Regions from separate parts of the Mus musculus genome. Here region 2 is linked to region 1. The links are chromatin loops, found by intact Hi-C in ENCODE. Cell type or tissue: left cerebral cortex. All regions are shown on one strand. Links, peaks and the distances in the headings refer to the core of each region. The heading gives the core; the rest is flanking DNA.

Region 1 (15,857 bases), core at 5,287-13,286:
TACTCCCAAAATAGTTACAACAGTGGGAACATCCATGCCTAGATAGACTGTATTATATGTCATAGGACTCACATGCTGGTCAGACCATTGATGCATAATTTTCCTAAGCAGGCTGCAACTGATGTCTTAGTTACTGTTTTTTGTAGTAAAGAGACACCATCACCAAGACAACTCTTCTTATAAAAGGACACATTTAATTGGAGGCTTGCTTACAGTTTCAGATGGTTAGTCCATTTTATCATGGTATGAAGCAGACAGGTACAGTCCTAGAATAGTAGCTGGGAGATTTCCATTGCATTCCACAGGAAGCAGGCACAGAAAGACAGAGGAGCAGGTGGGGGGCTGGTTTTGATTTTTTATTTTAATTTTAAAGCATACCATCATTTAGTTTTTTCACACATGTGTTATGAGTTGAATCTGGAAATTTCCCCATAATCTCATATTTAATGTGCTTGCTTTCCCAGAGTGCAGAATTTTTTGAAAGTATCTAAGAATTTGTGAGGTAATGTTTGGATGGTGGACATTGGCTACGGGGCAACGACTTTGTAGGTTATACTTTCCCTTTATTTAATCTGTATTTTCTACTTCCTTTGGTGTGCCACTTAAACAGAATCTCCCTGATACCCCCAGTATAATGGAAGGAATAACTGTGCCATCTTCCCTAGGATGAACTGAAATCATTCTGAACACAGGAAATGAAGTAAATCTCTCCCCTTTAAATTGTTTTAATGAGTTGTCTTGTCATAGTGACACAGAAAGTAATTAATTCAATGCAAATTATTATGCATGTGTGCCTGTGACACTAGCATGTGACTCCACTGTGGTCTGCTGTTTCTACTCTGTTTCACTCCACTTAGTTCTGTGCCAAATATAAACTGTGACCTACTTAAGAGCTCTTGTTGCTGCTGCTGAAGACCTCCAGTGGCTTCATTCTTTTAGAACAATGCTAAATTCTTCATCAAGGCCTATAAGGATATGGATGTGACTCCTTTTTATCTTAGTTGTCTCTAACTCACTGATATTCTTTCTACATAAGCAGTGAATAACACTGCAAAATGACTCTGGTAAAGAGCAATGTTACAAGCTGCAGGTAAGGCAATGTGCAAGGATATTGCCGGAGATGGGCAAGGATGCTAGGCAATTTGATGTCAGCTCATCCACCTCTACTCCATCACCAAAGAAACAGAAATGACCCAACTGGGTAGATATAAGGATGAGGGTGAAAAAATAACAAGGGAGGTCAAAACCCTGGCCGTGATTTGTTACTCTGGGGGCGGGGCAGGGATCTCTGAGAATTGCTAAACTGGAATTTTAAAGGTTCTATGGATCTTCTTGGAAAAGCTGATAAAGCAATCTTAGTATATGATATTTATACTATAGGTAAACTCTTTTTTAGCTAGTGTTATTTCCATTGTCATGTTTTTCTTGGTATCACTGTGTTAAGTGTTAAAAAGAATGAAGTATCCCTTTGGTTTTGTTTTTAGTGCTCTGCTTATTCTAAACTTGGGCTGCCTGTATTAAGACTATGTCACTTAATACTAGAAAATTAATGAAAACTGAGAAAAGAGTTTATGAGTTTTTAGTTCTCTTTCCTACTGAAAATTGTGTTTATTTTCTGATCATGTTTGACATAGAAATCAAACAAAAAAATTCAATTTCCTCTAACCTTACAAATGAAAGACCAATGCAGAAGAACCTAGTTAAAATGTAATTCTCAGCTGGGCATGGTGGCACACGCCTTTAATCCCAGCACTCGGGAGGCAGAGGCAGGTGGATTTCTGAGTTCGAGGCCAGCCTGGTCTACAAAATGAGTTCCAGGACAACCAAGGCTATACAGAGAAACCCTGTCTTAAAAAACCAAACCAAAACAAAACAAAAAAAGTAATTCTCTGCAAGCATAGCAGAGTATCATTAATAGTGTCAGCAGTTGGGCATCTTCCATGGGATGGGTCTCAAGTAGGGTCAGACATCGGTTGGCTGGTCTCTCAGTCTCTGGTCTATCTTTATCATTGTGCATCTTGTAGGCAGAACAAATTTTGAGTTGAAGCTTTTGTGTGTGGGTTGATAACCTTTCCTTCTACTGGAAGTCCTGCCTGGCTATAGGAAGTAACCTCTTGAGTCTATATATCCCCTAGTGGTAGAAATCTCAGCTAGAATCACCCTAGGACTCCTTGTAGCCTCCTTAATCTCAGGCAGCAGATAGAAACAAATGCAGAGACCCACAACCAAACATCAGGTGGAGCTTGGGCAATCTTGTGGAAGAGTGGGAGATAGACTTGAAGGAGCCAGCGGGGTCAAGGATGCCACAAGAAGAGCCACAGAGTTAATTTACCTGGGCCTATGGGAGCTCACAGAGACTGAATTTCCAACCAAAGTGCTAGGCCCCCTACAGATTTATAGCAGATGTACAGCTTCATCTTCATGTGGGTACCCTAACAATTGGAGCTGGGGATGTTTCTAACTCTGTTGCCTGCCCTTGGATCCCCTTCCCTGGGATTTCTAGTTGGGACTCAGTGGGAGAAGATATGTTTACTCCTGCTGGGACTAGATGTCCCACAGTGGGGTGGTACCCAACACGTGCTTCCCATCTTCTGAGGAGAAGGGGAAAGGGTAACGGGAGGACCAATTTGTAAGGGGAGGACTGTGAGGAGGGGGAAAAGGGGGGAACTGCGATTGGGATATAAAGTGAGTAAAAGATTAAATTATGGAAAAGAAGAGAAAAAATGTTGGTACCTGTATGTATGTTTTCATATTGCATGTATAAAATTATGTGTGTACATACATTAAATTTATGTGCAGAAATGATATAATGTATACTATCTGCATACATATTCTACACACACATACATACAGAGAAAGAGAGAGAGAGAGAGAGAGACAGACAGACAGACAGACAGAGAGACAGAGAGACAGAGAGAGACACACACACACACACACACACACACACAGAGAGAGAGAGAGAGAGAGAGAGAGAGAGAGAGAGAGAGAGAGGCATATGATTGTATGGACACTAGTGGTCCATATAATACTATACAATGGTCTTCATGGAAAATACAGTAAGTGCCGCAAACCTCCGCAGTCTCCAACCCGTGGAGACAAGAACCACACGGACACCAAGGAGGGTTCACACAGCAACTTCTCTACTTGTGGCTTTTTTCTCTACAGCTCTCTTCCCCAGCAGCTTCTTCTTCCCCTGTCCTTCTTGCAGCTTTACTTACAACTTTCTCCACTAAGGGCAAGGGCAACTGACAACCCTCCTATACTCGCACCGACTGACCTTATCTCGCTCCACCCCACCTCATCCAATCAGAAATCACACACGCTCCAGGCATGAGCTCAGATTGGTCACAGGAACAGTCCAGCCTGGCTGGCAACCCATGCATGCAGCCTCACTGTGCATGCTCCGGCAAGGCAGTAAACACGTGGGGTTCATGGGGCCTGGCAATGGGCCAGGGCACCATCTAGGCCCATGTGGCCACACCGCTTCCCACAAGCAAGTCCTTATGGTTCTAGGCCACAAGGCTGACTTTCCAACCTCTGTCCAATTGTCTTCCATTTTACCAAAAAGGCCATTTCCTGACATTCAGTTACATAGAAAGAGACACACAAAGGACAGAAACCCAGCCTTCTCTTCTCCATTTGGATTAGATATAATTTGCTCTTGATCCCGGGAACTGGATATGCACTTTCCACCTCTGACATTCGTGACTTATCTCCTGGCTGGGCTGCCTTCCCATCCATTTCTCACTGATTATAGTTTCACCTGTTTTTCAAAGTCCATTTCAAGGGATACTTTTATGTGGTTGCCTTTGCTGATCTGAATTCTATACTCTTTTGTTCATCCTTTATAAACCTTAAAATAATCTACTGGATGCAGTGGATTCACAGCTTATTTTACCTTATTGTCTGCAACTGAGGTGGCGCCCCTCAACTTCCCTGATATGGCAATGTGATTTTGAATGTGAAATGGCCCTTATCCCTCATGTGTTGAGCGCTTGATGGCCAGCTTCTGGGGCTACTTGGGAACTTAGGAAACTTTTAGGAGATGGAGGAAGTTCGTCACTGGGTGTAGGCTTTGAGGTTTTAGAGCTTTCCCCACTTCCTGTTCTTTTTCTGCTTTAGGACTGCCAATGCAGAGTGATGCAGTGAGCTGGCCTCATTCTTCTGCCACTGTGCTTTCCCCATCAGAAAGGACTGTGTCACCCTGGAACGCTCAGCCAACATAAGCCCTTTCCCATTTCCAGTTTCTTTTTGCCAGGTATTTTTATTACAGGGACAGGAAATGAGACTCAAACATTGCATTGGACCCTGGATGAAAAACACAAGTCTTTCTAAGGAGGAGGGCAGAGACGACTGGTGTCCTAGCCTTCCATCAAACCATGACTGCAGAGAACACATATGATCTCTGTTTTAATACTGGCAGATAAAACAAAAGGAAGGCAGCAGAGAAGCTCCTGCCTGGAATGTAAAGAAAGCATTTGCTGTCTTCTTACTCTCTAAAGAACTGGTACAGGGAAAGATCTGCCATCAGCCCTAGAGTTTACCTCTTACAACCATTATAAATTACATAGATAACCATCAACCCTATTTTAAGGATGAGGTAACTAGACTCAGAAAGTATAAGGCTCTAATCTTTGGATTCAAAGCATCAAGTCAGAGTGTGCACTCAACGTTATGAATCCATAAACACATGGTTTAACCACCTTTCAACAAGCAACAGTCATGGCTGAGGTCTGGTCATCCTCTCTAGCAGAAGGAGAAGTGGAGATGATGGAGCTCAACAGAGTAACAGAGAGTGCATGATAACTGCCTTTTTTAGCACGAAACTGAACTCCGATAAGAGAGATAAATGAGAATCTCCAGCACAGAGCAGATGTCAATGCATGCCTGAGTCAGGAGCCAGCTAGAGTCAGAGATAAGTCAGAGAAAGGACCACAGTCATGGAGATGTTTCTGGGGAGAAAAGACTTTGGAGGAGTTCTGGCTTAGGGAACTCCTAAGCACTAGCTGCACTGGTGTGGAATTTTGTTCCCACACCTGTGTCCTGGTGCACTGGTGTGGAATTTTGTTCCCACACCTGTGTCCTGGTGCTTGCTGCTTCAGCATCCTATTTCAGCTTCATGAGCAATGAAGGAAGAAAGGCAAAAGCAGTTAGTGCACAGATTTTCAGAGTTGGCATCTTTTGGGAGGTTTTTGTTTTGTTTTGTTTTGTGCTTTGTGATCTTTCTGAAACAGCTGGGGAATTTCTTTCTTTCTTAATGTTTCCAAATCCCATGGTTTCCCGATACTGGAGAGGAGGGGCTGGCTGCCAGGCAGACCACCAGCACTGCCTCCCCCAGGGGCTTGCCCAGCATCTCCTGAGGTGCTTTCTTTTAGTTCATAGTCAGCACCCTCTGTCTCCACCTTTCCTCTCTTCCTCCATTAGGCCACAGCCTTCTATGATTACAATGTCGTTTCGGCAGGGACTGGAAGGATGGAGAAGTGATACTGTCTTATTTCAAAGGCTGCTTCCTGGTTAAGAAGAAAAGCCTTGGTAGCATGTAGCCTGCTTCTGCTTTTGCCGCTCTCGGGCTCCTGTGTGTTTCTGCAACATGTGCAATTTGCTACAAGCTAGAATAGATCGAAGCTCCACAGAAAATAAATCACTGCTACTTGCAGAGAACTCTTAGTGTTTAATTAACCCCTGGACCTCAAACAACTCTCTGTAAACTCTCTTGCTGAACAGCAGAATCGCTATGGCAGTCCTTTGTTCTGGGATGTGAGTTCCTTTGGTCAAAAAGACAAACTCCTTGCCTATTCTCAGCAGTGACTGCAAAGCTAGTCCCCAGATATTTTAAAGATAAAAATAAGGCAGTTTTTTTTTTTCTGCCTTCTCTTAAGATCAAAACCTGATCGAGAAAGAGTGAGTAGCCCTTGTCTCCTAATGATCCTCAGTTCATTACCCGGACTCTCCTCCAGATCCTGTTGTTGGGATAGGAAGGGAGCTCTGCTGGTCAAATGGTCTGTGCGCCCCAGGGGCTCTCTTTGGTTAGTGAATTATTTCTTCTCCTTTAGAATTTTCAGGCATCTGACTCTGCAGAATCCCAGCATCCTCTGGTGACAGCTTTGAACTTTCAGTCACTTCAGAAAGTACCCTCTGAGGGACCAGAGTCTAAGGCTGCAGGTCTATGACAGAAAGGAAATATCTTTTGTGAACAGCTCAAGTCCAGGGGTAGATTCCAAAGACTCTTTCTTCTAAAAGTGAATCCTGGACAGACTCACAGGGAAGGGGAGAATTTAGAGGCCCTAAACCAGCCATCATTCACCTTTTATGAGTCAAAGACTCTTTAAAAACCTCCCTAGATCTGTGAATCCTCTGTCTAGACACAGGAACACCCCAGGGATCACTTTTGGATTATTCTTGCAGCACTGTTGAAGAACGGGCTCATACAATTTGTTGGTTCAGTTATTGCACTGGTCAAAATGAGTCTACCTATCATGGCCTCAGAGAAGGCATAGTGAGGAAGGAAGGTTTAAAAAATGGCTTTAGCAGCCAGAAGTGGGGTGCATAGAGCATGTAGGGAAGGGAACCCCCTAATGCCATATCTGATTTCTACTCTTAGAACTAGGCTGACCACAATCCCTCATGTCCTGGGAACATGGATCCTGGCTACATCTTGCTCTGCTTTCTCTTGTGGTCCAAGTGGAGGTCTCGGGACCTATCTAGGAGCCAAGTCCTTGTGTCCTACTCTTTGGAAAAAATCCAGCCACACACTGTTTCTAGGTTTGTGTCACTGTGTTTTATGGCCTTTTGAAGTTCTGGAGTCCTCTCTCCTAGTCGTCAAAGGACTTGGAATTATTTTTCTCACAGCTCATGTCTACCATTCTTGATCCTAGACAGTTTGCTCAGCGGACTCCAGGGGAGCAAGGAACATCAAGTATGCACAATGCCCTTTCCAGGGCCTCTGGAGATTCTAAAGCTTGGACTTACTAAAAAAAAAAAAAAAAAAAAAAAATGCGCCACATTTCAATACCTTTGTGTCTTCTTCTCTTTCCTCATAAAATATTATTTTGTCGTATTCTGTCAGATGTGAGACCATGTTCTCATCTTCAAGAAGTTTTTGATCCAATGGTACAGGGAGAAAAAGTCTGTGATGCACACTTCTGCACTGAGTTAGGCAGTACAAGCCTGGGATGCACCGTGTCTCCAACAGACAACACTGGCTTTGGGAAAGAGCCCTCTGGCAATCTGGCTGCAGGGTGATGCTCTTCACAGAGGCAGCCTCTTGGCATTTTCTTTTATAAACCTTGGAGAATTTGATGAAATGCAGGCAGATAAAGAGAGATGAGGCAGAAGAGGAGGGTGAAGATGAAAGGAACAAGAAGGAAGAGAGAGAAAAGAGAAAAAATAAGAAAGCTTAAAAGGAACTCAGGTGCCTTGATAGAATTAGCCTAAAATTAAAAGGTGAATAGAATATGTGAATTTCACAGAAAGCCAAGTTTTCATAATTCATTTGCACTATTTTTAACCTATGAATTGAAATCAGTTGTATAATAATTCAAGTTTCTATTTACTTCAAAACTATATAATGCTGTAATATAATTCATTATCCATGTAGGTCCATGCTAAAAATTTCCAAAGAGATCACATATCTTTCTTTGAAAAGATACCAACAAGCCTGTATCTCATATTAAAATATTAAGACATTATTAAGAGATACAAGCTGCCCAAACTGTCATTTTGGAAATGGAACATTCCACAGCTTCTCTGTTTTTTTGTTACTTTATTGAACAGTTAACATGTGTCTAGCAAGTTGCTAAGCATATTGCATACCACATTAATATATTAATTCAATGTGTTAAGTTTTATTATTATTATTGTGTGTTATTCCCATTTTATGGAAGAGAAAGTTGAGGCTGGAAGATGCAGCTGCCTTTCTAAGGAACCCAGGGTGTTTGAACTTAAGCGTTCTGGCTGCTCAGCCCAGCTGCTACTGCTGTCACCTGTTTTACTAGTGGAATGAGAGTCTTCATGACTGGTATACAAAATTCCTTGAGTTACAGATACTTTGACAACTAGATGGATTCCAGTTTTCAGGCTTTCATCTAGAAAGAGAAATGTGCAAACCTGTGAGTTGAATCAATGTGTACCTGTGTGTACTGTGTGCCAGTGTGCACTGGTGTATACTGTGTGCCAGAGTGCACCCATGGGTATTTTTTGTCTGTGTGTGCCAATATGTACCTGTTTATACTGTGTACCAGTGTACACCTGTGTGTACTGTGTGCTGATGTGCACCCATGTGTACTGTGTGCCAGTGTGCACTTATGTGTATTGTGTGCCAGTGTGCACCCATGTTTACTGTTGTGCCAGTATGCACCTGTGTGTATTGTGTGCCAGTGTGACCCGTGTGTACCACGTGCCAGTATACTCCCATGTATACTGTGCGTCTGTGTGCGTGTGTGCACCCCTGAGATGTTTTCCATACACCTCAGGGTCACTTTTGGGAGCTTTATTCCCAGAGTTTCTGGAGCTTCCCTGAAAGCCAGGAAATCTGCCAGGGAGACTGTGCGAAGTGTGACCTGGAGCAGAGGATGCCTGCTCAGACTTCAGAGGGTGGGCAGCAAGGCTGCTGGTTGACAGGGGTATTTACAGCAGAGAACACTGATACAAACCCCACAACATCCTGTGGGACCTGAGTCTGCTGGCTGGATTGCTGATGTGCCACTGTGGATGCACTGGTTGATGACATCAGGATGCAGTTTGTCTATGAAAAGGGCTCATCTTTCTTTAATCTCTCACTCGTCCCTCCTGCTTCTCCTCCTCCCACAAAAAGGACTTCAAATATTCGAAACCAGCCCTGTAAAACCATCTTATTTGTACTTCTCTCCACTGTAGAGACACATTAGACATATTCAAAGAATCAGTGATGAATTATTGGGATAGAACTATATCTAGCTTGTTACATAATCGTATATAAGTATGTGATTAAATGCTTGCCTAACATGTGTTTGAGGATCAATTCTTAGCAGGACCTCTCCCCTGAAAATAGGGGAAAAAAACAAAAGAAAAAAAGAAAAGACAAAGGGAAAAGAAGAACCGCTTTAGGTTTGCTTGTCAAGTGAACGTTCAAGCAGCGACTCAGTTTAGTTCGTGGGAAAGCCAGGCGTTGTTCCTGATGGAGCCTCCTCAGCTCCGGCCTGGATTTCATCTCTGCTTCTTTTTTTTTTTTTTTTTTTTTTTTTTTTTCCATTTTTTATTAGGTATTTAGCTCATTTACATTTCCAATGCTATACCAAAAGTCCCCCTTACCCACCCACCCCCACTCCCCTACCCACCCACTCCCCCCCTTTGGCCCTGGCGTTCCCCTGTACCGGGGCACACAAAGTCTGCGTGTCCAATGGGCCTCTCTTTCCAGTGATGGCCGACTAGGCCATCTTTTGATACATATGCAGCTAGAGTCAAGAGCTCAGGGGTACTGGTTAGTTCATAATGTTGTTCCACCTATAGGGTTGAAGATCCCTTTAGCTCCTTGGGTACTTTCTCTAGCTCCTCCATTGGGAGCCCTGTGATCCATCCATTAGCTGACTGTGAGCATCCACTTCTGTGTTTGCTAGGCCCCGGCATAGTCTCACAAGAGACAGCTACTCTGCTTCTGATGAAGCCTTTTTCGGAGTGAAAGGGGCCGCTCTCTGTCCACCAGGGGGAGACTGGCCCACAGTATCCTCCTAAGGTTCGAACTGACTTGATTGCCTTGTAGCTCCTGATCTGGTCCCCTCCTTCATGCAAGGAGTGGGACTTGATTAACAAAATTTGCTTAAAATGTCACTCTCGTTTAAAGAAGCACTTAGGACGGGGTGTAACTGTTATTCAAATAAAGTGTTGACTTTGCAGGGTAGCATTCCGTGCCTGGAAGGCGAGAGGCAGGAGCTCAAAGTGCAGATAAAGATGCCCTGCAGCCTCCTGCAGCACTGGACCTAGCAGCCCTGCCCTGCTGCTCCTGAACCCCTGAGCATTGAAGCTCTGCTCTGTAGCTATCTGACTCAAAGTGCTCTGGGCACTGCTGGTCATGCTTGTTACCTTTCTCTCTTCTATTGTGTCTTCCTCTCCCTCCTCCAGCGTCTTCAAGCAGTCCCCACTCATAGTCACCAAAGTAGTGACCTGTCCAGCAAAGAAGCTTTGGACTCTGACCTTGTCTAAGGTATCTCCCATGACTCCCAATAGTGATGTACCTTTAGCTTATGGCCAGAATTGGAGCGTTTACATTCAAGAGCTATAGTATATAATCTCTCTCTCTCTCTCTCTCTCTCTCTCACACACACACACACACACACACACACACACACACACAGCAAGAGAAAGAGGGGGGGAGGGGGAGGGAGAGGGGGAGAGAGAGAGAGAGAGAGAGAGAGAGAGAGAGAGAGAGAGAGAGAGAGAGAGAGAGAGAGAGACTTAAGACAACTTTTGTTTCTTGGAGCCTATGAGCCTACGACCTTAGCAAGACAGCAAGGCAGCAAGGTAGCTGAGCTGTGTTTTTCCATTTTCTTTTGGAATGTCAGATTTGGTTCATGTGGGGGAGCTATGCCTACATGCCACTGTTCTCTGTAACTGAGAATATGGTCCTAAATTTAACACCTATTTAAAGCAATCAGTTATAAAGATGTAGTTAAGCCAAAACAAATTGTAGGTATTTTGTCTTTGTGGAGACATGTAATTAGTATCAGTGGAGAAATTAAACCCATCCAGGGTTCCTTTTGAAGAGGTGGGAGTGGGGGCAGGTGGAAGGTAACCAGAGGGGTATGAGTGTGGATGATATCAATCAACGTCTGATGTAGAAATTTGCTGGGGGTTAGTAGGGCTAGAGAGGAGAAAACATCTGGGACACAAAAACAAATGTGTGAAACACAGGGAAGTAGGCTAGAGACTAGGAGATTAGGATACAGGAAGGACAGACATTTTAAAAATTGTTCAATACCCTTAGACATCATGGAAATGAAAATTAGAACTACTTTGAGGTTTCATCTTACCTAAGAATAGCTAAGATCAAAATAAGAAATAAAAACAAAGTCTGAGGAGGGTGTGGGGGAAGGAACACATTTATTTACTGGTAGTGGGAATACAAACTGGTATGGTGACTATGAAAATCAATATGGAGGTTCTGCAAAAAGCTAGGAATGGATCTACCATGAGTCAGATAAACCTCTCTTGAACATGTACTCAGAGGACTTCATATCCTACTATTGAGATATCTGCTCATCCACATTCGTTTTTACTGAATTTATAGTAGGAAAGAAACTGAATCAATTGAAGAATGGGTAACAAAAATGTGATATAGTTACATAATGGAACATAGTTCATTGTTTGGATCAAGGAATGAAAGTTATAAAATTCATAGGTATATGGGTGGATATGGAAATAATCATTGAGAGTGAAGTAACCCATGACCAGAAAGACAAGAATGACATGTTTTCTATCAGTTGTGTATGTGTTTTTTATTTGGAGAAGGTTTTCCTATGATTTTTTTTCAGGAATTCTTTTTATGTTTGCTATTATTCTCAGTATTCCCTCTTTTAGACCACCACCCCCATCTCCAACACCATTTACTTCTTTTTTATCCCACTATTCCCTTTGGATTTAAGAACTATTCCAAAACATAATCCCATATCTGCCACTGTTACTGGAGCCAAGAACCTGTGGGCACGTTGCAGGCCCTTCTTATAAAGAGAAACTTCTCTTATAAAGAGAACCCACTTAGAGCATTCTGCTCAATGGGCATAATGTAACACAATTCCTAATGACTTATCAGACTTTGTGCATATCCATAGAATAATGTATCTCTCAACTCTGGAAAAAGAAGCTCCTATTTATAAGATTTTGATTAACATATAGAGATCTACAACTGGTCAATATGTATAGAGTAAGAGATTGAGAAATGCTCAGTCCTAAATGGGACCCTTCTTGGAAGGTTCATAAAGAGGGGGTGAAGATCATATATGCCAGAAGTGGTCAATGACTATAAGGAAACAGTTTTCCAGACATAATAGGGCACCTACACATATGAACTCTCAGCTGTCATAACAGCAAGTACAAAACCTGCACAAGCTTAAGCCAGCAAAACTCCCACCATGAAGGTGGGAAGTGTATATGAAATCCTCCTAAAGGAGATATTAGTAATTGACAGCTTTCAGAAGAGGGAGCAGTCAATTTTCTTTAAGTTTGTACCCATGGTATGTTGACCATGGGTACAACAGTGAATGCAGTGAATAGCTCTACACCCAAGAACATATGGGAAGCACACACTAGACTGGAGAATGCCTCAGTGATTAAGAGCACATGCTACTCTTGCATAGGACACATGTTCAGTTCCAAGCAGCAACACGGGGGCTCATAATCATGTGTAACTCCAGTTCCTGAAGAGTCAATTCCCTGTCTGACTTCCATGGGCACCAGGCATACGTGAGGCCCAAGAATGCAAGCAAAGATCCATATGCGTTAAATAAATAAATCTAAAAAATTATTTTAAATTAAACCTGATGATTTTAAAAAAGGAAGACACAAAATTGGGTAAGAATGTGAGGAAACTGGGGAAGGTAGTGAGCAAGATCAAAATACAGTATATAGATTTCTCAAATCATGAAATACTTTTGAGTGAAAATGACAAAGTAAGTAACCCCAGTGTTCTTACAGTCTCATGGCACTATAAGAGAACCTACTTAGAGCATTCTGCTCAACAGGCGTAGTGTAAGACACTTCAGCAACTCTAGGAGTAGCTATAACTCCTGACAAGGAACACCAAGGAAACACCAAGCAGAAAAGGAGAATGTTCTAGAATATATAGGAGAAAGTTATCATATTTCTGTGGAAGGATTTAAAAGACTTTATGAAGTAGTTTTTAAGTTAGAAAGGGTGAAATTTTGAGAAGCTAAGAGGGGAGAGGTGGCAGAGATTTCAGGAGGAGTGGTAACAAAAACAAAAGAAGATTTTCATTTTCACAGTATTAAGTATTCAAATCTGTGAGCAGAGGAGATCATTTTACTTTTTTTTTCCATTTTTTATTAGGTATTTAGCTCATTTACATTTCCAATGCTATACCAAAAGTCCCCCATACCCACCCACCCCCAATCCCCTACCCACCCACTCCCCCTTTTTGGCCCTGGCGTTCCCCTGTACTGGGGCATATAAAGTTTGCGTGTCCAATGGGCCTCTCTTTCCAGTGATGGCCGACTAGGCCATCTTTTGATACATATGCAGCTAGAGTCAAGAGCTCCGGGGTACTGGTTAGTTCATAATGTTGTTCCACCTATAGGGTTGCAGATCCCTTTAGCTCCTTGGCTACTTTCTCTAGCTCCTCCATTGGGAGCCCTGTGATCCATCCATTAGCTGACTGTGAGCATCCACTTCTGTGTTTGCTAGGCCCCGGCATAGTCTCACAAGAGACAGCTATATCTGGGTCCTTTCGATAAAATCTTGCTAGTGTATGCAATGGTGTCAGCGTCTGGATGCTGATTATGGGGTGGATCCCTGGATATGGAAGTCTCTACATGGACCATCCTTTCATCTCAGCTCCAAACTTTGTCTCTGTAACTCCTTCCAAGGGTGTTTTGTTCCCACTTCTAAGGAGGGGCATAGTGTCCACACTTCAGTCTTCATTTTTCTTGAGTTTCATGTGTTTAGGAAATTGTATCTTATATCTTGGGTATCCTAGGTTTTGGGCTAATATCCACTTATCAGTGAGTACATATTGTGTGAGTTCCTTTGTGAATGTGTTACCTCACTCAGGATGATGCCCTCCAGGTCCATCCATTTGGCTAGGAATTTCATAAATTCATTCTTTTTAATAGCTGAGTAGTACTCCATTGTGTAGATGTACCACATTTTCTGTATCCATTCCTCTGTTGAGGGGCATCTGGGTTCTTTCCAGCTTCTGGCTATTATAAATAAGGCTGCTATGAACATAGTGGAGCATGTGTCCTTCTTACCAGTTGGGGCATCTTCTGGATATATGCCCAGGAGAGGTATTGCTGGATCCTCCGGTAGTACTATGTCCAATTGTCTGAGGAACCGCCAGACTGATTTCCAGAGTGGTTGTACAAGCCTGCAATCCCACCAACAATGGAGGAGTGTTCCTCTTTCTCCACATCCATGCCAGCATCTGCTGTCACCTGAATTTTTGATCTTAGCCATTCTGACTGGTGTGAGGTGGAATCTCAGGGTTGTTTTGATTTGCATTTCCCTGATGATTAAGGATGTTGAACATTTTTTCAGGTGCTTCTCTGCCATTCGGTATTGCTCAGGTGAGAATTCTTTGTTCAGTTCTGAGCCCCATTTTTTAATGGGGTTATTTGATTTTCTGAAGTCCACCTTCTTGAGTTCTTTATATATGTTGGATATTAGTCCCCTATCTGATTTAGGATAGGTAAAGATCCTTTCCCAATCTGTTGGTGGCCTTTTTGTCTTATTGACGGTGTCTTTTGCCTTGCAGAAACTTTGGAGTTTCATTAGGTCCCATTTGTCAATTCTTGATCTTACAGCACAAGCCATTGCTGTTCTGTTCAGGAATTTTTCCCCTGTGCCCATATCTTCAAGGCTTTTCCCCACTTTCTCCTCTATAAGTTTCAGTGTCTCTGGTTTTATGTGAAGTTCCTTGATCCACTTAGATTTGACCTTAGTACAAGGAGATAGGTATGGATCGATTCGCATTCTTCTACATGATAACAACCAGTTGTGCCAGCACCAATTGTTGAAAATGCTGTCTTTCTTCCACTGGATGGTTTTAGCTCCCTTGTCGAAGATCAAGTGACCATAGGTGTGTGGGTTCATTTCTGGGTCTTCAATTCTATTCCATTGGTCTAATTGTCTGTCTCTATACCAGTACCATGCAGTTTTTATCACAATTGCTCTGTAGTAAAGCTTTAGGTCAGGCATGGTGATTCCACCAGAGGTTCTTTTATCCTTGAGAAGACTTTTTGCTATCCTAGGTTTTTTGTTATTCCAGATGAATTTGCAAATTGCTCCTTCTAATTCATTGAAGAATTGAGTTAGAATTTTGATGGGGATTGCATTGAATCTGTAGATTGCTTTTGGCAAGATAGCCATTTTTACAATGTTGATCCTGCCAATCCATGAGCATGGGAGATCTTTCCATCTTCTGAGATCTTCTTTAATTTCTTTCTTCAGAGATTTGAAATTTTTATCATATAGATCTTTCACTTCCTTAGTTAGAGTCACGCCAAGATATTTTATATTATTTGTGACTATTGAGAAGGGTGTTGTTTCCCTAATTTCTTTCTCAGCCTGTTTATTCTTTGTATATAGAAAGGCCATTGACTTGTTTGAGTCTATTTTATATCCAGCTACTTCACCGAAGCTGTTTATCAGGTTTAGGAGTTCTCTGGTAGAATTTTTAGGGTCACTTATATATACTATCATATCATCTGCAAAAAGGGATATTTTGACTTCCTCTTTTCCAATTTGTATCCCCTTGATCTCCTTTTGTTGTCGAATTGCTCTGGCTAATACTTCAAGTACTATGTTGAAAAGGTAGGGAGAAAGTGGGCAGCCTTGTCTAGTCCCTGATTTTAGTGGGATTGCTTCCAGCTTCTCTCCATTTACTTTGATGTTGGCTACTGGTTTGCTGTAGATTGCTTTTATCATGTTTAGGTATGGGCCTTGAATTCCTGATCTTTCCAACACTTTTATCATGAATGGGTGTTGGATCTTGTCAAATGCTTTTTCTGCATCTAACAAGATGATCATGTGGTTTTTGTCTTTGAGTTTGTTTATATAATGGATTATATTGATGGATTTTCGTATATTAAACCATCCCTGCATCCCTGGAATAAAACCTACTTGGTCAGGATGGATGATTGCTTTAATGTGTT
Region 2 (15,857 bases), core at 3,488-11,487, 830 kb after region 1:
AGCTCTGTAGTCTATGAAATGTAAATGTCATTAATAAACTTACAAAAGACATTAATGCATCTTCACACTCATTAAGAGACACTAATACAACATAGTAGGATGAGGCTGTTGAGAGAGAGAGAGAGAGAGAGAGAGAGAGAGAGAGAGAGAAATTAGATTTCATATTATTGACAAAAGCAATCACAAATAAGGAATACAGCCTTATACTAACAAGGTTCACTGCTGCAGCTTCAGTGCCTGTGAGCACCTGATGTTCAGAGACCGCATATTTAGAGCACCTTATTAATAAGGCATATTTAGGTGATTCTAAATATTCTTAAGGGTTAACCAGAAGTCTATTTTAAAAAGAGAGAAATTGGTTTCAAAACCCCAAATTTCCATCTTTTCTCTGGCTTTGATGGGATTCCGGTAATTAACACAAGCACACCCTTACAGCTGCTTGCTAGGCTGGGTCCAAGTTCTTGCCTGAAAATCAGCACAGGAGGGGCCAATGTTTCCTGGATTTCACACTTCAGCTTCTCTCCTCCTACAGCCCAAGCTCTAACCTGCTTCCTCTCCAGTCTGATATCCCTCTCTCTATATAATTCCTTTTCCTTACTTCTTCTGCCTTGATCAAGGCAGACGCTTGTCCTTCAAACTGCCCAGGTTTCTCAGAACAGGCTGGGGGGGGGGGTTTCTATGTGTCCACTTGCTGCATGCTCACTGGATGAGACACTCCATAGTAGTTAAGAAAGTGAACTCAGAAGACATGAGGCCTGGCTTCGAATCTTGTCCTTAAAAATTCCAGGAGGGACTTTGCATAAGGAACTAAGCACCTATGTGCTTCAGATCCCCTTTTTAGTAACTATGACAGTCACAAGGCCATGGTCAGGCCCAAGCTACTGTTAAATGAGTTCATTCACAGCACTGCCCCCAACCCCAGTATGTTTGTGGTGTACAAAGTCAACTAACCCTGACTAAATACCACCTGATAGCTGGAAACTTACCACTGCCTATTCCGGTCAGAACCTCTAGACATTTCCAACTGGAGATCCCACAAATACCTGAAGAACATTGTGTCTGGGAAACAATCTTTTCTCTTCTCCCTCAAACCTCTCCTGTTCCAGTCTCCACTGTCTCCCCTAGAAAACAATCCCTCCCTTTCCCACACACCCAGATCTATTCATCCCCAAGTTCTACCAGTTTCATCTAAAAGCTATCCCCTTCTTACCATCTCCACAGCCATCCATGCCCTCTATTCACGCCAGCAACTTGTGAGGGCCCTGGCAGAGCCCCACCTCAGGGTGGGGATAAAGGTCTCCCTTGTCTTTGCATTGCCTCAATCCATTTTTCTAGCACAGAATTCTCAAAATTCAAATGTACACATGACCCTGTCTTGCTCAACACTCTTTAGGGGCTTTCCACTGCTGCGGGAATACACCCAGCTTTTCTCCATGACAGGGGGACCGACATGCTCCTCCCTTCCCTTTCGCCCTTGGGATGCACCCTGTCATCCTCACAGTTCACAGCAGCTCAGCCTTGAGATAGGTAGGTGCCACTGCGTCTTCACCGTAGAGCAAAGTTCAAGCACAGGCCACCATGCCATGGCTTTTCTTGGCTTTGCTAACGTGGACATTCCCTGGCTTTGGGATTTTATCTGTTCACCTTGCTTCACTTTCTGTAAGGCAGAAGCCTTTCCTTTCCTCCAACGTTCTTACCACCTAGTAGTCATATATTCTTCTTACTTCCAGAATCTAAGCTCCATGGGAGTACAGTTTTGTTGTCTATATTTTTCCCAGATGCACCTGGCACATGGAGAATATAAAGAAACCACACATACTACTTGGCATGCATTATCTCAATTATTCTTTTACTCTATCAAAGCACTTACTATCCCCATCCTAAAGAAAAGGCAATAATAATACAGTGGGGGAGAGCTGAAACAGCTTCTGAGTATAGAAACAGGCTTCCAATGCAGGTCAGCTTTGAAATACCAGGTGGCTTACACCACACCACACCACACCACAACCCTGATGGCCCATCCCAGGTCCCAGTGCCCAGCCAGACTCAGCTCTCTGCCTCTCTAGGCTTCCTTCCTGTCCCTGGCTAGTCACAGGCTCTCATAAGCCTTTTGAAAGAGTAGTTTCAGTATGGCGGTTGCCTCCCCAGTTACATTGGGCAGTATTTGGGAAGCATTCTGGCTGCCACCACTGGAGAAGTGTCACTAGGTAGAACCTGGGATGCTGTTAAACCCTGTGCAAAGCACAGGACAGTCCCACCCAAAACATCATGAAGCTCAAGCAGTTGCCACGGGAACCAGGCTGGAAGTGTGAAAGTGACATAACCTCTATCTTAGTCACTGCTATTGCTGTGAAGAGACACCATGACCATGACCATGGCAACTCTTATAAAGCAAAGCATTTAACTGGAGCTGGCTTACAGCTAGAAAGTTCAGTCCACTGTCAGCATGACAAGAAGCATGATAGCCTACAGGTAGACAAGGTGCAGGAGAAGGAGCTGGGAGTTCTACATCTGGATCCACAGGTAGCAGGAAGAGACACTGGGCCTGATTTGAGCTTTTGAAACCCTAAACCCCATCCTCAATGATATATTTCCTCCAACAAGACCACACCTACTTCAGCAAGGCCTCTCCTCCTAATCCCTCTAAAGCAGTGCCACTCCCTAAAGATTCATGCCACTCCCATGCATTTTCATTTAACTATGTGAGGCCATCGGGGCCATTTTTACTCAAACCACTAGTTACTTTTAACAATTTTTACAAATGGCATCTTATATTACAGCCCTGGACTGCTAGCATGTTTTGTGTACATGTTCAATACACACTTTTCTCACTTTCACCCTGAAACAGAGCCCTCTCCAACTACCAGAACTTTTCCTCCTTCTTTTAATAAGGTGGAGGACATAGGTAGGTGTAAGAAAGATGAGTCTCATTCAGGCAACTGCAACCAATAGTCCCCACTCTGAGGAAACAATAAAGATTATGGGAACTGTAGCAACTGCATAGTTCTTGTGCCTATTTCAACAAAGAGGGCAGAGCAGAGCAGAAGGCTCAGTGGAAGCCAGACAACCTGAGTTCTAGTCCAGACATTCACACAGTAAGAAAGAACTGATACCTGCAAGCTATCCTGACACACAAGCACTGTGACAAACACACACACACACACACACACACACACATATGCACACACACACACATGCACACACATACATATATGCACATATACACACACATACATATACACACACATACATTTATACATGCACATACACATGCACATATACACACATGCATGCATGTGTGTGGGTGTGCACACACAGTAAATAAATGAAAAATAAATAAATAAAAGTTGGGGTATACAGTTTCAGTAGACTTCAGCCATGAAAATTCCATTTCCCAGGGATACTCATGTGCTTCAAAAAGCTCAGAGATACAGGACTTACTTAACATGCATGAAGCCCCAAAGTCAATTCCCAGCACCAAAAACTAAGCACTATTACGGGGGGCGGGAAAAAAAACCTATTACAACACTTCCCCCATTGCCATATTCACACCCCTAGATACACAATTAAGTCATCTGATATGTGGTTCATTTTAAGGGTTCAGATAGCTCCAGTATACAGCTCAGGTTAAGAAATGCTGGCCTAATGCAAATCTCTCATCTTACACATTTTCTAAACTAAATGTTAAAAGGCTAAATTCTTGGCTCGGAAGCCCAACAAATTTGAAGCAGGCATGGGAAGAGAGGCATGGCCTGTACAGAAGTCCTAGTTTCATTTCTCTTGCTGTTGTGAAATATCCTGACAAAAAGCAACACGGGAGAGGGGACGGTTCCCTTGGCTTGAAATCCCAGGTTACAGCCCATTACTGCGGGGAAGGCAGCTAAGAGCAAGGGCATCACACTCACAGAGGAGCACAGAGAACAGAAGCAAGGCATTCATCTTCGCTTACTTGTTCTCACCCAGCTTCCTCCTCTCTCCCTGCCTAGGGAGTGGAATGGCACAGCAAACAACTGCCTGGGTCTTCTTCCCTCAGTCAACAGTAAAGACAACCTCCTACTGGCCAAGAGATAGATAGTCCCTATGACTCTCTTCCCAGGTAATTCTAAAGCAGTGTCAAATTGACAGCTAAAATTAACCAGCACAGAGGGAAAGAAGAAAAAAGAACTTATTGAAAGACAATATGAACTGGAACCATGCTGATAACTGTCTATCATTTCTTGGCCTTGACCCCAGTCCCAGGAGGTTGACTCTACAGCCTGTTTCAGTAGCCTCCAAGGTCACTACAAGCAGGAGACCAGAGTGTGGAAAGGCTGTGTAACTCCTCTTGGGCTCCCTCAAGCGCAGCTGAGCACACATCTTGACAGAGCCAGTTCTCCACACCTCACTCTTCTCCAGTAGTAGAGCCTTACTGTCCACGGCCTTAACACCCTTTGTAGGTTTCTCAACCTTGTTCTTACCTCTGAAGATAGCTCAATTATTAGTGCTTCTTGCCTCAACACAGAAATCTATACAGACATATCTATGGGCTAAGATGAGCTTCCTATGGTGGGAGCAGGTTAGAGGCAATGTATATTATTTTCTGTGGTCAGGAAAGTTTGAAAAACATTTTCAAGGTTCTTCTTCCGCCACTGTCTCCTGTAGCTGGGAGCAAGTGAACTGAAACTACTAAAAATAAACAATTTGAGCCTCTTTAATCATCACCATTAAGTAAGTAGCAATGTTCACATATAAGAAAATCAAACGTACTTATTAAAACAGGTAATGCTCATCACTGCCCAACAATGGAAGAGCTACATTGGCAAGTGACTTATCAGTGCCCAGCACACATGAAGAAAAGCTCTAACCAGTTCTAACATGTGCTGCTGTAATGGCACTCCAAGTTAGGAAATTTATTATAAAATACGAATAAAGCCATTTTATCACAGCTTAATATGTAGTTTTTAGAGTTGAGCAGCTATAAGTAATTCAAGCAACAAGTGACTAGCAAAACCTCTCACCATGTTAAGACCAAGGAGTTATTTTAAAAGTTCCACCCTGAGATGCAACTCTCACACACACCGGGGGATGAAATCAATCGGAGGAAATGTAGTTAGTTACACAGCCTACAAAAACATGGAAATTGCTGACCCTCTGCAGGGTCAGTGGCTTTCTGAGCTTCCACAACATGGTGGTACAAAAGAAATCACTATGGATACCGGCCTTGAGAGTACAGGGCCAGAACTGACCCAAGGACACCAGATCCTGATCCTTCAGCAGAGCCTTCATTCTCTCCAGGTGCTGTGTGGTCTCACAGCAGATGGCCAAGCGAGAAGACAGAGACTGTGGTGTTCCTCCTAACTCCCACCCTTGGTGACCTCTATCCAGGGTACACCTAAGACTACGGCCTGCCACATTCACTGTACTTCCACTCACAAAGTCAAAAAGAGCAAGTCAAGAGAAATGCTGCCCACCTGCATTGAACAAAACAGTATTTCTGCAAGGGCATTAGTAAACCCAAATATAAGCCATCCAGTATAAGCAAACCCAAAGGAACTGTACCACAAAACATGAAAAGAACAGGACCCTTTAAAATCTATTATTGTCTCTCCCTAAAATAAACAGTGTCATCCCTTACTCTACTACAGTTGCTGTTTGTACTAGCCGTTCACAAACGCTGGAGCTTTCTTCTGCCGTGGGATCAGAAATCAGGATTATGCATTTGCTTTTACATAGGAACTGATGCTGTAAAATGCTTTGGGTACAAACATGCATCACCCAAGGAGTTGGTATTGCTCTTCAGGACATCCCTGGGTAAGCAGGGCATGGGATAACTCCATATAACACAGAAGGAAGGCCCTCAAAGTGAGACTTAAACCAAAATCAAGCACTCTGCACCAGTGCTGAGTGCCTTCAACCTCAGCCACTGTACCACGCTGCCTCCCCAAGGTGGATTTAACCTGTACACTTGCCATGTTCTCAAGCTAGCTGCTGAAGGAGGGAATGATGAAAATAATGAATTTGCCAAATCTTGACCCAAGTATTTAAAAAAAAAAAATCCTAGTAACGATGCCAGCCTTCTTGAACCCACAAACACACAGCCATGACTGGCTTTCAATAACTATACAGCTGCAGAAGAGGCTGGCCCCACAGGAAGGCTGATTTTGCTGTATTGTCTGTCTAAACCCCAAACTTCAAGCACCCCAAACTCTTAGAGGTCATTAAGCAACAGGGAAAAGATAGTAAGAAAATATCACTACATAATTCAACAACTAAATCCCATCGTGGCAAAAATATCACAGAATCCTTATGAAGGGCTTGTTAAAATTAGGCCTATTAATCCAACTTCTATAAACTTGCCTTATCCGACAAAGTCACAGAAAACGAACCCAGAAGATAGTCCACACGTAAATGCCTCAACTTTATTTCTTCTAGGCACAAGTTACATCCCATCCATTTGGTGCATGGAAGAAGGTAAAGAGATGCCAGCAGGCAAGGTTAAAGCTTGGGCATCCAAAACACGACGCAGCCTGAAAAGTGACAGAACCACGAAGTGCCACCCTCAGTGTTTGCGGCCAAGAAGGGAAAAAGCACGCTAAAATTTAATTATAAGTTTGGCAACTTTCTAAGTCAGGAAACCTGGGTATTTCGAGCTCCAGGAATCGCTCGCATCACCAAGCAAACCATCCTCCGAAGTAGCGGCTGGGCCAGGGGTAAAGAGTGGACTGTGGATGCAGGCAGAATCCAGTCTCCTCGGCGCGGACCAGCCCGCCCGCGGCCAGCCGAGCAGCTGTTGATCTCGGGGCCATGTTTTTAAAAGCCCGGGCGGACCGCGGGGCAGAGGATGTGTGGAGCTGAGCCCCGGAAGGAGCGGGGAGGAGTAGGGAGGAGGCAGGAGCGTCCCGGGAAAAGTCAGAGAGGGCTGCTAACTGGCTCACCTAGCAGCAGCGTGCTCCAGGTCCGGCCGCGCCCGCGCCGCAGGCCCAGCGCCCAGTGCAGCCCGGCCGCCAGGCGGCCCGCGAGGCCGTCCGGGGCGGGCGCGGCGGTCCCTGCGCGGGGTCCCTTCCTGCCCGCCGCGCCCCTGCGCCCCGGCGACGGCGGCGTGCGCTCCGACCCCAGCTCCCCGGCGTCCACCTCGGATGCCCCGCTCAGTGGCGGCGGCGACGAGCGGGCCGACCGGGGCGGCCTGGGAGCCGCGTCCCGGTGCTTGCTCCGCGCCTGCAGGACCATCTTGGCATAGTCGCGCCCGCTAGCTGCGCGCGCCCGGACGGCGGCCGGGATCCGCGGACTGGCGGTCGCTCACTCTGGCCGGCGAGGGCGGGCCGGGAGGCGGGGACAGCGCGGGCCGTGTGGCCGCTGCCTACCGCGTGGCGGCCGAGAGGCGGCGCCGGACTCCCGCGCCTCCGCCGTTGCCGCTCTCGGGTTGCCAGGGCGACAACGGAACGCCGCGGGGCGGAGGCGGGGACAAACTGCGAGCGGCGCGGCCCCGCCCCTCCGGCGCGCGCGCCCGGGCGCGCTCCAGCGGCCAAGCGCGCACGCGCGGGCTACCAGCGGGGCGGGACCGGCGGCCAGGGGAGTAGCGTGGACGACCTCCCGGAAGCGGCAGTGCGCCCTCGGGAACCGGGGATCTGGCTGTGAGGCGGCGTGGCGCGGGGCGGGAACCTAGTGGCCACGGAACGGCGCCGTGGGTACACTCCGGGGTTTCTGTGCATTAGGCTTGTGCAAGAAACTAACGGGGTAAAAGTGTGACCTCGCCACTCAGAACAGCCAGGTTTCTGGTTCAAGGATGAGAAGCAGGGAGTGGACCGAGTATTCAAATAAGTGTCCGGTAGGTCGGAGCGAGGATGTAATCTGAAGGCCTGGGTAGGAACCCAAACTCAAGTCATAAATGAAAAGGGCCTGTCAGGGAAGGTTATCCACGTGTTACTTTTACCTCATGTATACTGAAAGTATGGAAACCGGCTAAAAGATGTGACACTTGAAAACGAATTTTCTCATAGCAGGATGTAGGAGTTAATGAAGAAGCCCAGGGAAAGAAAAAAGAAAAAAAAAAAAAAAGAATATGTTCCAAGTTAACCTTCCTTGCCTCCAGCCCATTGCTATTTGCACAAAGCCTTGGAGAATTGCAGCAGCGAGACTTATTTCTTGGCTCCTGTCCAAATGAGCTTGTTCCAAAAAGTCTGGATGCTGGAAATCAAGGCACATCGTTTCACTTTTCTCCACAGTAATTACAGGGGTTTCAGGAGGCTCTGGCTTCTATTGCTCACGACTTTATTAATATGAGCATTCATTAACTCAGGCACAAAGAATGGATTTTGTTAAAGGACTCACCGCTATATTACACTTTGTAAGTTTCCTGAGTTTGATTATTAAGTTATGTATTGAAAACAAGGAACAACTGTTTAAGACACCTCTATTTAAAAAAATGATTGACAGTGTCATACAGGGGCTTATATTGTGAAATAAGGTATCAGGTTGATAGAGTGTTATTTCTAGGGTTGATACTAAATTTATAACCTACCAGATTAAAAGAAATTTACTTCAGTGTCTGCCAAAGACAATAACAGTAATTTCATCACTAGCATACTTATTAATTAGAAGACACACGGAGCTACAGTATTGGATTGCTTGTCCCTGAGATGTGGGGCATGCTTCCCAATCAGTTTTTCCATGGAGTGTCACTGGTTATATCACCCACAATCCAGGGCAGTCCTTGGGCCCACCAGTAGTTGGCTAACACACAAAAAAACGAACTCTGTGGTTATGTTGTTTGTGGAGTTTTTGTTTTACTTTGACATTTTTGTTGTTGTTGTACTGATCTTTTGCTTGTTCCAGGTTTCATTTTTGTGCTTTTGAGTGGTATTTTAAAAAGATTTGGGAGGTAAGAAGTTGAATGATAGGGAGGTTCTGGGAAAAATTAGGGAGAGGAAAAATGATCAAAATATACTGTATGAGAAAAATTAAAAGTGTGTACAAAAAGAAAAAAGTTTCCTAGTGCTTTCTGGGCTCTGTGGGGGAAAACTTGTGGTGGGGGAGGGGCGACTGATTAATTGGTACAATTCTGTTAGATGATTTTCTTGTTCAGTAAATGAATGGATGAGTACAGGAAACAGCATAATCAAACATGATGTTCCTAGCTCTTGAACATTCTCCACATGACCTGAGTTTCTGGAAGAAACCAAATCTCTCTAGTAGTCATCTTTAGCTGCAGCTTTGACCCAAGCTCAGAACATGGCTGAAAATTTGCTCAGTTGACTTAGAAAAGGACTACTTATGGGTGGGGCAGACCCGGTAGATCTTAATTCCTCTCCTGTGATGCACCCTCAGGAAACCTCAAGTAAGGGAAGTGTGAACTGTGGGGGTAGGGGGATGGTGCTTGGTTTGAGTTTTGGGTTTTGTTTTTTGGTTTCATTTTTTGTTTCTTCTAGACCCAGGTTGGAATCCCTGCTCTGATGCCTGGCACGACTCTCCTCTTCACACCCTTCACCTTTTGAATCTCCGTTTCCCCCTCTCTGGGATAAGAAGAATTTTTATTTAGAATTGAGCCAAGAGATGGCTCACAAGCGGAGGCAGGAAATCAAGAGCCACCCTAGACTTTAATGGTCCTCGACTCCTTGGGTGTCAGGTTTCTCAGATCTGACCTGAATCACTCACTGACCCTGCTTCCAACAGGTGCTTTACAAAGTAATATCCATTTCATGAATCACTAAGCCTAGATACAATAGCAGGCCACTCCTGGTGCCCTGCTCCTCAGAGGGAGGATGTTTTGCTCTGGGAAGTGGTAGAACTGAAAATGGAGTCTTTAGAGAATATGCCAGACTTGATTTAACCTTTAAAACTCTAGAAGATCTGGAATACAGTTTATTTGTCTCTGTATTATTAGACCAGTGCCTACCACATAGTGATTGATATTTTTTTAAAAACTGACAAACTAAAAGCTACTTCTTAATTAATAAAAAATTATGTTGGGCTAAAGAGATGGCTCAGAGGTTAAGAGCACTGACTGCCCCTCCACAGATCCTTAGTTCAATTCCCAGCAACGATATGGTGGCTCACATCCTTTTGTAATGGAATCTGATGCCCTCTTCTGGTGTGTCCAAAGACAGTGACCATGTACTCATACAAATGAAATAAATCTTTAAAAAGTTATATGTGCACACTCACATGAATTAAGACAAGGCTACAATGACTTTAAATTAAGTATTGGCATATATGACTTTAAATTTAGTATGCTTTCTATGCTTTAATGGTATACCAGAAAGATAATTCCTACTGCGATGCTATAGAATACTAGCCTGAGACAAAGAATCTAAGCCAGGAATCAAAAAGAACTACTACTACTCAAGAAATGTTCCAAGGCTGATTCCTGAACAAAACACCAATCCAATTCTCACTATAAAACTATACTTTGCCCATGGATGTGTTGAAGACACTTTGTGTGCACCTATAAGAATAAGTGGTAGATGATATAAAGATGAAGTAGACATAGAATGAAGATTAAAAGTATTAAATCGTAAAGCAAGACAAGTAATCCAGAAAGGTAAAACTTAGTAATGAGTAATGAAGAAAGTAAGCGGGAGGGGGCGGGGGGCGTGCTAGGAATTGGCCTCCTCTGTGTTATCATTTAAGGCTCTATTTTGGATCTTTCAAATGCCTTTTCCTCCCTCCACCCCACTGTTTTCCTATTCATAGGTAACAGACAAATGTGGAGTCTCTGGTGCTAATTTTTATTCTCTTCAGCAAGATCATTTGAGCTCTATTTTAAAGAAGTGCCCTAAAGTTAGTTCCAGATTCTGGTTTCCTGGCTCAACAGCTGCTTCTACCAAGACAGGAACCAGAATAATCCTGTCACTTCACTGAAACTTAAATTGGTACAAAAGATCTATCTGTGTAGCAACTGGCTTCAGGCAAAGCTCCAACATTAGCCTGTCATTGTATTTGCTTTAATGTATCTCTAAAGTGGGGAGAAAATATATAAATTGCTACTTTATTGCTTTTTATATTTTTTTTATCTTGTGCCTTTCTTGATTCTGACCTTGTAACTTAAAATATTCCTGCCCCCATGAGTGTTCCCCAGAGAGTTTATTATTAGGCTTAGTCATAGCACTCAGACAATCACTCTATGGCAGAAGTGCATGTCCATTAAACTAAAGTATAATTCCAATTATTGAAGGCTTACTAGGTCCCAAGTGCCTTAGCATATATTAAAAACATTAAAGATTCATATGTCAAATCTCTATCCTGGAAGAGCATAAGGTTTAATTGGTGAGGCAAAATAAACTAGAACAAAATATGCTCACATAACAAAGTGTATTATTTAGAACATAAGGGCTAAATTAAAAAGATGTGACGGCTGGCATGATGGAGGAGTTTTCACAGGGAAGTGAAATGTAGACTAGGCATAGATTTTTTTTTTTTCTGTAAGTAGGAAGGAATGTGGAAGAATCACAGTAAGCAGGGAGAACATATTTCTGAAACCTGTATTTGGTAGATTTAATATGGCCATCTGAAATCCTGTTTGGAATAAAGGAATGTGTAGAGGAATTTTAATCCAGTAACATGGCTGCTCTGGCAAGAGTTCATATCTAAAGATATGACCCAGCTGGAATATATACATGCTTTATGTACACATCTTTAATCCCTAACAATGAAGGTAATGTCAGTTTGTAGAAGAAAGCAGTCATGTTTGAAAGTGATGTGGGGCAGACAAAGTGATGAATCAGAGAAAGATTTGATAGACTGAGTGAGAGATGGGATACAGCCAACTCACATGAGAACAGCAAATGAAAAGAGACTACTTTAGAGCAGCAAGAAAGAAAAAAGTTTGTGGAGGGTGGTGGGTGGGTATGGTAGTTTTACAAGGGCATTCTTACAGACAGAATACAGAGAGAGAAAGCTAGACACAGATAAGGCAGAATGAGTCAGAGAATAAGGAAGATCAAGAAGATTAGAACATAGTGCCAAAGTCAGTATGAGGCCAGGGAGAGCAATTTAGTCAGAAGCCTAGAGAAACTGAATCGAATCAGTCAACTTGGAAAATTAGATTGTACAGAGGCTAGAAGCTTCCAGGCTTAGGCCTAGGAGAAGTTAGAACCAAGAAGGAAACACTCTGGGCTCAGCCTAAGCCATGTATTTGCACAGCTTGGGTACAACTTTCGTGACTTCATCTGAGGAAATAAAAGCAAAACTTTACAGAAGGGACTGATTATGAGTTACCTTATGAATGGGCTGTGAAATGTTCAGAACTCACAGCCCATTATGTGACTTTCGGTGTGCTCTCAGATCTGCCTGGGTCAGACAGCACCCAACATTCTGAGACTCGTCCATATTGATAATGGTCTTGGGACTAATGGAAAACAAGGATCCACTGCTAACCTCTTTGGACCAGAACTTGCTAGTATCTAGCATGTTTTTGTTAACTCTTTACCAGAATCTCAAGCTTTCCTCTCACTTGCCCCCAGACAAAGAGGAGAACTAGAACTAATTCTCACAAAATATCACCAGTACATAGGACTATATCCAGTTGTGTCCCTGTCTCTCAAAGGGTCATAGGTTAAGGGCTTGATTTCTCAGATAGTAGTAATATTGGAAGTAGGGGCATGACTGAGAGGATATTGTTACTATAGAAATTAATGTTTTCTGACTGGGGGGTTGACCAGAATTATTGATATTCTTTTCTTTCTCTTTGTAACATGAATGTTTGTCCAGTGACAGTGTATGTTGGAAGTATGTAACTTATTTTTAAACAACTTAACAGTTGTCCACAGCTAAGAATTTCCCCTAGATCTCAAAGGAGGCTTTGGATTGGATTTTGAACGATACTGGATACTTTAATACTTTGGTGGCTCTTGGGAAAGTGCTGAATGCACTTTGCTTTGTGAGATTGACAGGAAGCTTTCAGGGCCAGGTACATAACGATATAATTCTGATTTTAACTGTCCCCATAAGGATTATGTGTTGAAGGCATAGTTGTTGCTAGTGACACTATTGGGGGGGATTAAAGTGTTTAGGAGATGGGGCTGGTTATAGAACATAAGTATTTGGGAGCAAAGTGGGTCAAACATATCTCCACATAACCTTTGAAGAAGACAGTGGGATCCCTAGCCCTTCCTCTGTTTTCTGACAGCCACAAGGTAGGCTGGGTCCTTTTCCCACGTGCTTCTACCAGGTGTTCTGCTTCACCTCCCCTTTAAGCAACTGAGACAAATGCCTACAGGCTGAAACTATGAGCTAAAACAAAGTTCTCTTCCTTTAACTTATCTCACGTATTTCGTCACAGCAATAAAAAATTGTTCCAGGAAAACACCGGAGAGACTCCTTTACTCAGCCTTGTCACAGTCTCTCCAAGATCTCCAGTTGGCTCCCATCACATTCAGCCCTTGTCCATGATCTCCACCTAGAACCTTCTATGGTGGGCTCATACATCCAATGACTGTACTTTGTCAGAGCTCCTTTCTGCCCCCTCAGCACCCCTCTGAACCCCCCTATCTGTAGTACTTGTCCTTCAAGATGGCCCTTCCTTTCCTCACTCATAACTCACTGTAGCAAACCCTACCAAGTCCTCACAGTTCTGAAAAACAGGCTTCTCGGTTCCTTCTGTCTCCTTCTCCAGGCCCCAGCATCCCTAATCCATCTATCTACCCAGGTTTACACCCTCCTCATGTACCTTTTCACTGCCCCCATCTGCCTTTGCCTTGTATTGTACAATCCAAGTTATCCAATCTAGTGCTTCTCATTGTCTCTTACTCTGAATCAGTGGTAGGCCCACCACTGCAACTCTGGTGGAATTCTACTTCCCTTCCCTGCCTGATTCCATCTCACCCACATAGGATAATTTCACTGTACAGCTCTGAGATCCACATCCATCTTTGTAAGGAATGCTGGGGAAATGCCACAACTTAGAAGGTTGGGAATCCCTATGGATCCTTAGTTCTATCACTAACAGCTATCTTTTACATTCTTCTGACCCCATTCACCAAAGCAAGTGGAAAAAGCATCTCCTAATGTCTTATAGTTAGGTGTACGTGTCACTAACCTTCTCATTCATACAAGAGGGATTTTCCACCCACACCATGGAGCCACCGGACACGTCTACAAGGAACTGTCTTATGTTTCCAGAGTCACGCTTGGTCTCCTTCCCTTTCACAAAAGAGAGAAAGGCTCCTTTACATGCCCAACCTCTCTTCTAGTGGACAGCCTATACCATCCTACAATCTTGGTGTCTCACTCTATCCACTATCAACTAGATGCTTGGTTCACTATTGCTTCTTTTTGGTGATTTCAACAGTCACAAGCATGGCCAGTCATCTCCTATCTTAAGTAGCATCTCCCTTTCAAAGCAGTATCTCAATAGCACCATCCTCTTCTTCCTTTACCCATAAATATTCTCAGTAGAGTTCTTCTACCTGCCGTCTCTGTGTCCTTATTTTCCTCCCAAGCTCTTGGAACCCTGGCATTCACATATAATATTCTACAGCTCTTCTCCTGCCAAGGTGTTAGTAGCCTCCACATTATCAGCTTCATAGGAACACGTCTCCATCTGCCCTGGAATCTGATCACTCACTTTCTAAGGTCCTCTCCTCCACAGCATCTGATCACTTATTTCCCATGGTCTTCTCCTCCATGGCATCTTGTGGTTCTCTTCTCTACCACACTTGGTCACTCACTTCCTGTGGTCCCTCTGAACCACCCTCCCAGGATTTGAGATTCCTTTGTCTGCTTTTATTTTGTTCTCCTTTGAAAGTACATCTTGCTTACAAATACTCATTTCCCCAGGATTTGAAAGCTTCCTCTTCTCTTTTTTATGCCATTTTCCCCAGGCAATGTTCTGACTTTGTATTAGCAACATATGTTGACAGTGAAGTGTGTTGCAGAGGGCAGCTGTTTGCATAATGGCAGCCAGGTCATGGGAGAAAGGAGAGCCACTCAGGCCTGCAGCCCATGGGATCAGGCTAACAGACACTCTGGATATGTTTCCCCCTCAATTAATCTTTCTGTAAACACCCACACAAAACACCCTAACATGTACCTCAGTTTACTAGGGGATTCTAAATCTACTCATACTGACAATTAAGCTTAATAATCACATTCTTTGCTACACATATCTAAACCTATGCCCTCAATTCCCCTCTCTGACTTGCAGAGCCAAATACATCACTGCCCACTCAATACTTGTACTAGAACTTCCCCTGGTGCCGCAAATGCCCAAATCACAACCCATGTTTTCTCTAGTGTCTTCACCTGAGCATGTAAGCATTCCCCCAATCCAGGAAGTTATTCTTCCGTTTTGTAATTCCTCAAATTGATCAATCTATAATCCTAGGCATCTGGCCCATCAACATCTGTCATTTCTCTCCTATAATCTATCAAAACCTTCAAACACATCCAAAGTGGTCTCTGCATCTTCTCTGACTACCCTTCAATCTTCTGCATCATGTTTCCTAGCAACCAAGTTACTTCCTGGGCACAAAGTATACACTTTTGCTCTATCCTGCCTTCCACTGAAGTATACTCCCTTACCATAGGCCGACAGTAACACAACTAGCCAATCATGGACTGCAATCACTCAAACCATAAGCCAAAATGAATATTTCTCTTAAAAAGTTGGCTATCTTGGGCATTTGTTGTAATAATCTTACCAGTAATGAACAGTGCATATCTGTTTCGTAAGCATATGAGGTCTTGTTTGGCTGAAATCTGATACAGATTTGGAGTGAGTAGGCCACGACTGATGAAAGTTCTCCCACCTGAAACATTCACTATTCATTTCAAAATAGTCATTATTTTTAAGTAATCTAGCAGATATATTTTAAAGTTAAGGTGTTTAGAGATTTAGTAATTTTGCTTACTAAACAAGTATCCAGTTAAAGTAAGCTTGTGTG

Evidence for each region. A loop is a pair of places that touch in the nucleus more often than their neighbours do. Peaks named below come from ENCODE experiments on the same cell type or tissue, not always from the same donor. Only the 100,000 strongest peaks of a DNase experiment are listed, where the experiment ranks them.
Region 2: a loop joins it to region 1, with 2.6 times the contacts of the local background. A loop is called at or near these places in 2 of 42 quality-filtered maps.

Annotation. Positions count from the first base shown.
Region 1 is chr9:23,665,326-23,681,182 of GRCm38, forward strand. No RefSeq gene overlaps it. Among named protein-coding and RNA genes, the nearest start is that of Gm39311, 92 kb to the left of the region's middle. In left cerebral cortex, for the core only: a CTCF peak has its summit at 9,699 (motif pointing right); DNase peaks (open chromatin) are centred at 5,507, 9,688 and 10,640.
Region 2 is chr9:24,495,925-24,511,781 of GRCm38, forward strand. Dpy19l1 (dpy-19-like 1 (C. elegans)) reads right to left here and starts at 7,216. Exons shown (of 23, transcript NM_001359948.1): 1 at 6,915-7,216. The coding sequence starts at 7,206. LOC115487153 (a long non-coding RNA gene) reads right to left here and starts at 6,609. Exons shown (of 2, transcript XR_003948106.1): 1 at 44-6,609. In left cerebral cortex, for the core only: CTCF peaks have their summits at 4,061, 5,939, 7,330 and 8,708; DNase peaks (open chromatin) are centred at 3,983, 5,839, 6,786, 7,372 and 3 more places; H3K4me3 peaks cover 3,309 bases; H3K27ac peaks cover 1,748 bases.